2 separate regions of the Homo sapiens genome follow, and region 2 is linked to region 1. A link is a loop called in an ENCODE intact Hi-C map of the cell type or tissue named here. Cell type or tissue: endothelial cell of umbilical vein. All regions are shown on one strand. Each heading gives the region's core, and the rest is flanking DNA. Links, peaks and the distances in the headings are about the cores only.

Region 1 (2,812 bases), core at 98-2,597:
TCCCATAAGGCCTTGTTATTCAAAGTGTGGGTCACTGAGGGCAGTGCAAGCATCACCTGGGAGCTTGTTAGAAATGCAAATTCTCAGGCCCTGCCACAGATTTATGGAATGAGAATCTGCATTTGAACAAGCTCCTGGGAGATTAAATTTTGAGAAGTGCTATTGTAATGATTTTCTGTGAGCTTTAAAGGAGTAATTAGTAGCATTTGGAAGTGGTTTGATAAGGAAAGATAGTCCTTTTTGTATTGTAGGCCTTCAGAGAAGGCCGTGTGTTGGGGAGGTCAGAGGGTGGGAAGCCAGGGGCTTCGGGATTAAATAAGGGCAAAGCTGGGTTTTGCTACTGACAAGTTGGGTGACCTTGGACAAGCCTTTTAAACATTTTGAGTGTCAGTTTCCCCATCTATATAGTGGGAGGCATACACTCACTCACTCAAATGCTTGCAGCCAGGTTTGGCAGGCCATGGCACGGGCACCTTGAACACCTCCCATGCTCTGCTGCTAAGAGGGGCCCTCGCCCTGGGCTGCAGCTCTCCTTCTAGTGACAAGGTTGGGGACTTTCAGCTCAGTAGTCAGGAGAACCCACTGATGCAGCTCCAGGGCCTTTGGATTGTAGGAGATTCCTATCTGGAGGATTTGGGGGCAGGGACTATGCCTCCCCTTACCAGAGATCCACTGCTGAGCAGGATCATGAAGATGATGAAGCTCTCAAACCAGCTGTGCTCCACGATACGGTAGCAAGTCTTGCGCACCTGCCAGCCCACATCCCATGGACTCTTGGTGGTATCCAGTTTGCAGCAGGGACAGTGGCGAATGCATCCTGTGGGGAGAGGTGACTGATGGTGGGTGATGGCCAGTGGGCAAAGGGGATAATTTCTGCTCCTGCTGCAGAGAAACCATTCTGCTAGGAAACCCACTTGTCATGCCCTTGGAAAAAAATTCTTTCCTGGAATATGGGTGAAGAGGGGTCCCTTCCAGGGAGTCCCTCAATCCAGACCAACAGGTGTTCCTCTCCATCATCAGTCTTGCCCACTCTGATGTTTTTCCTAGCCATATCCTTCTTACAGATGACACCAGTGGTCCCTGTCCTTCTGCCCACCTATACCTGGAAAACAGACAAGCTACGGCGTATGAGCCTGGGGGTGCCTGAGGGGGATATGCTCCAAGCCCAAGCTGAACTGAGGGCCACGACGTGGCTGGGATGGGGATTGGGTCCAGCCCAGCTCAGCCCAGCCCAGGGTCAAATAAAACTATTAATAAAAACTCAAGTATTTAAAAAATTTTTCTTTGTATTTTTAGAAAGCATTGAGGCCACAATTCCCTTTATAGAATGGACTCTTGATTCATTCATTGCACAAATATTTATTGAGAATGTAATGTGCCTCACTGTTCTAAACACTGAGAGGAAAGATGACTAAGACACAGGTTCTGCTTTTGAGAGCTAAACAAAAGATTGAGGGAAGCAGATACATCATGGCCTTCCTCTGGGTCCTTCATGGTCCAAATCAAGAGTTTTCAGTGGTGTTTATGGTGGTGACTACGTTTCCCCCTTTCAACTCAAGAGGGCTGGTTTAGAACTCACGGAGGGGTTTTTGAGGGTAAAGAGGAAGGCCCACGTCTCTCCGTAGTGTCTGATAGGGCATGAGATGCAGATACCACGGCCAGGCTGCTGCCACCTGGGGCATGTGTGTCTGATGCGGGCGCCCTCAAGCCTGGGAGTGAGGCAGCAAGTGGGCACAGCTTGTTTGTCTTCTGTGGATCCCAGGTGAGTGTTCGCTCAACTGGATTCTGGCCCTAATTAACATCAGTGTGAGGGGGCCTGTGGCTGTCCCTTCACCTTCTGTGAAGCAGTCATCTGGTTCTTCCAGGTCATCTGCCAGCTCAGGGATCTTCCTCAGGATTTCCTCAGGATCTAGGCAGTCCACCGTGCTGCCCTCAGAGGAGCTTGTGTCGTCCACTCCCTGCAGGGGAGAAGCCCAGGGCAGTGAACTCGTCTCTCCGCGGGGCCCGGGGAATTGCACACGGTCACTGCAGGTTCAACTGCACCCATGTTTGGTGCCTCGCCAGCTGAGGCCTGGAACACTGCTCTTCTCCCTGGAGCCCCAGAGGCTTAGCTGTGTGAGACTGTAAACCTTCGGGGCCCCTGATGGAGTGCTGGCAATGGCCCGAGACACCGTAATTACACCCATAACGACTCTCAGCATTCACTGGGCTTGAATATTTAATCATGGAGTAATGCTGCAGGGGCCTGCTGCCCTCCTGGCAGCTCCAGCCCTATAATGTCTCCAGATGAATTCAATTAGGGGTTGAAGTTGCTCTCATATTAGTAAACCTGATAGCTTTGCTAATGGACCCAAATGGTGGGGCGGGTCCCCATTTGTCGCTGTCAGGCCCCTCCTGCCTAGCCGGGGTCATGGACAAGAAAACAAAAACAAAAAACCAACACCCAGAAGTTGTGTACTGAAAACATTGAGTAGGGACAACTAGCCAGGGGAGTCCTTGGAACATTTGGGAAGAAGCATGACATCCACGTGCAGAATGTGACAGCCCTCACCCAGTGGGAACCAAGCGGCTTCTGTTCACCCACAGCCCCCAAATCCCGTCCCAGCCCTCCCTCTTATCTTACCCTGCTGTGGTCAGCCTTGCCTAGGGCACACAGCCAGTAGCTGACATTCTTCAAGCTGAAGGGCTTGATAACTTTGGGGATGAATTATGACTTCCTTATCTCTGTTGAGCCCAGTGCCTGTCACAAAGTCAGCACTCAGTGGCTAGGTGTCAAATTAAATTCTTGAATTGAAGGCAGTGTTATTAAAGA
Region 2 (2,812 bases), core at 188-2,687, 51 kb after region 1:
ACTCCGGAGGCTGAGGCGGGAGAATGGCGTGAACCCGGGAGGCGGAGCTTGCAGTGAGCCTAGATCGCGTCACTGCACTCCAGTCTGGGTGACAGAGCAAGACTTCGTCTCCAAAACAACAACAACAACAGCAACAACAACAACAACAAAAACAAAAACAAAAAAAAAAAAACCTGTACTAATATTTTTAGAGAGTTAAGAGGTGAGAAGAGGCTCCACGTATAGAACAAGAGCAGAAGGATGTAAAAAGTACCTTCAAAGACAAAATGGAATTTTGAAAACAAAAATATGATAGCAAAAGTAAAACACTAATAGGCGGACTTGTAAATAAAGTTTTGGAAATCTCACAGGAAGTGGAACAAAAAAGCAGAAATGGATAGGAAGTGATAAAAAGTTTGAAAATTAGAGAATCAGACTAGGAGGTATATTGTTTGACTAATAGGAGGTCTAGAAAGAAATTAGAAGACAATGAGCAAGGCCTTCAAAATTAAGAGGGAAATAATTTCTAATACAGAAGTCTTTCCCTAGCCAAACTGTCAAAGAAGGTAGAATATATGAAGTCTTGGGAAATGTACTTCTTAGTTACCCTTCTAATAAAGTTACTAGAAGCTGGGCATGGTGGTATGTACCTGTAGTCCTAACTACTTGGGAGGTTGAGGCAGGAGGATCACTTGAACCCAGGAGTTTGAGGCCAACAGCCTGGGCAGCATAGAGAGACTTTGTCTTAAAAAAAAATGTTACTAGAGGATATGCTCCATTCAAACAAGAAACATATATGCGATCCAGGGAAGAGGCAAAAGGAATCCAAAAAAAGAATGAAGAAGAAAAAATCTCTAGAAAACAGCTGTGCATCAGGCCTAGAAAACATCTAGGTCAGAATGAGGCAGAAGATGAAGTACTCTAGCTGTGATTCCCATAGGAAAAAAATGATACACATGCACCTGATGTGTGCAAATAAATTGAAGCAACAATTAAACATCTGGAGAAGAGTTTGGGAACAAATTAGGGATAAATAGAAAACTGAGCAAACAAAAAAATAAAATCCTTATTAACTCCAAGGAAAGCAAAAACATTGTGCAAAAAGGAAATATAGTCAAAGTACACTGCATGACACAGCTGTAAACAGTGTTTACTTAGCAATGTAATGTAATTATATATGTAGTCATACAATGGATATATTATCTGATGATCTAACTGAAGATTACAATATAACTGTAACAGGAAGATGAGGGTGAGAGGAAATGAGTTTGTGGATGTGGCCTTAAGTTTTTTCTCATAATAGGAAGCCAATAAATAACATCAGAAATTGAAAAATTAAAAATTAGTATTATGAGTATATTATTGGAGATAGGGAGGTATCAGAAGACACAGGTAAAAAAAGCTAAAAGTGGTGGCCTCTGGAAAGAAGAGATGAGAAAAATGAAATTGCTGTTTTTTTTGTCAGAATCTTTATAAAACTCTGTGACCTTTTAAATTATGAACATATATGTCTTAAATAAAAGTAAAAGTCAAGTTAAAAAGTGAATAATTTTTTTTCACATCTGTGAGAGGAGAAATCGTGTTTGAAATCATTTAGGAATCTATATCTGGTTGCATAGCTGCTTGAGCTGTCAGCTTCCATATCTTGTTGGTTTCCCCCCCACACTCTTTATGTTTTCTAAATTAGAAAATCTTAACTCAGAATTATAGGTTGTTGGGAAGCTTTGATGGATATTTCTGGTTTGTCAAATCAAACACAGACCCAGAAATTATGGAGAGAGTGCTCTCTAAAGACTATTTTCAGTGCTTCACCAGAAGGCAAGTGCCCCAGCTCAACAGCAGCTAATGGAGTTGCATCCTCTCTTTGGTGGTATTTGGCTCTGCAAGGTATTTCTTGATGTTGGGTTGCAGCATTCAGATGTAATTTTTAATAAGCCCAATGTGTTATTTCCTAAGTGCTTTTTCTGGTGAATGAAGAAAATCATTGGGTATTGGGAAAAAGTCAAGTTCTCAGCCGTTGAGCCACTTGCACCACTGATGTCTGATTGTTACAAATCCCGATATTCAGGCTCTGAAAACAAAGATTCATAATATTCAAATTCTGAATGGATCACTGAGATACCCAACTTGTATTCATAAAAATGGTAATTTAAAACATTTCATTCCTTATTTTTAAAACTCTGTGTAAGCCCTTCCCATTTGCCAGCCAAAGCAATTCAGTGTGGGAGAGCAGCCTCTCTTACTCACTTTTCATTTCAGCCCAGTAGGCCAAAGAGATGTACACTAAGTGACCACAATCAGTTTGTATTCACAATTTCCACTGTGTACCTCAACAGCAAATCAGAATCTGGAGGCATATTACAGACCCCCAGCTGCGTTCCGTGAATAAGGTATGCACTAGCATTGGGATCTGGGAGCAGCATCTTCTATCTGGATAGTGATACCTTTCCTTGCTGACCATGTGGCTGGAGTTTCTTCAATGGCAATTTAACACCTTTCCTCTTTTAAAAAAAAGTTTTGGTAAAATATGCATAATATACATAACATAAAATTTACCACTTTCACCATTTTTAAGTACACAATTTAGTGGCATTAAGTACATTCAGTATTGTGGAACTATCACCACTATCTGTTTCCAAACTTTTTTATAATCCCGAACAGAAATGTACCCATTAAATAATAACTCCCCATTCCCCCTCTCTGGCAACTTCCATTCTACTTTCTGTCTCCATGAATTTGCCTGTTCTAGGTACCTACTAAAGGTGGAATCATGCAACATTTGTTCTTTTGCGTTTGAGTTATTTTACTTAGCACAATGCTTTGTCAATGTTGT

Evidence for each region. Hi-C counts contacts between places; a loop is a spot of excess contacts. Peaks named below come from ENCODE experiments on the same cell type or tissue, not always from the same donor. Only the 100,000 strongest peaks of a DNase experiment are listed, where the experiment ranks them.
Region 2: a loop joins it to region 1, with 3 times the contacts of the local background. A loop is called at or near these places in 1 of 110 quality-filtered maps.

The regions. Positions count from the first base shown.
Region 1 is chr3:38,721,596-38,724,407 of GRCh38, forward strand. SCN10A (sodium voltage-gated channel alpha subunit 10) reads right to left here. Exons shown (of 28, transcript NM_006514.4): 19 at 1,835-1,958; 20 at 663-817. Among named protein-coding and RNA genes, the nearest start is that of SCN5A, 73 kb to the left of the region's middle. RefSeq lists an enhancer at 541-2,812. In endothelial cell of umbilical vein, for the core only: no CTCF peak of the experiment used is centred there; a DNase peak (open chromatin) is centred at 1,446; H3K27ac peaks cover 2,183 bases.
Region 2 is chr3:38,772,578-38,775,389 of GRCh38, forward strand. The region is part of intron 4 of SCN10A (sodium voltage-gated channel alpha subunit 10); the gene reads right to left. Among named protein-coding and RNA genes, the nearest start is that of SCN10A, 42 kb to the right of the region's middle. In endothelial cell of umbilical vein, for the core only: no CTCF peak of the experiment used is centred there; a DNase peak (open chromatin) is centred at 1,174; H3K27ac peaks cover 1,113 bases.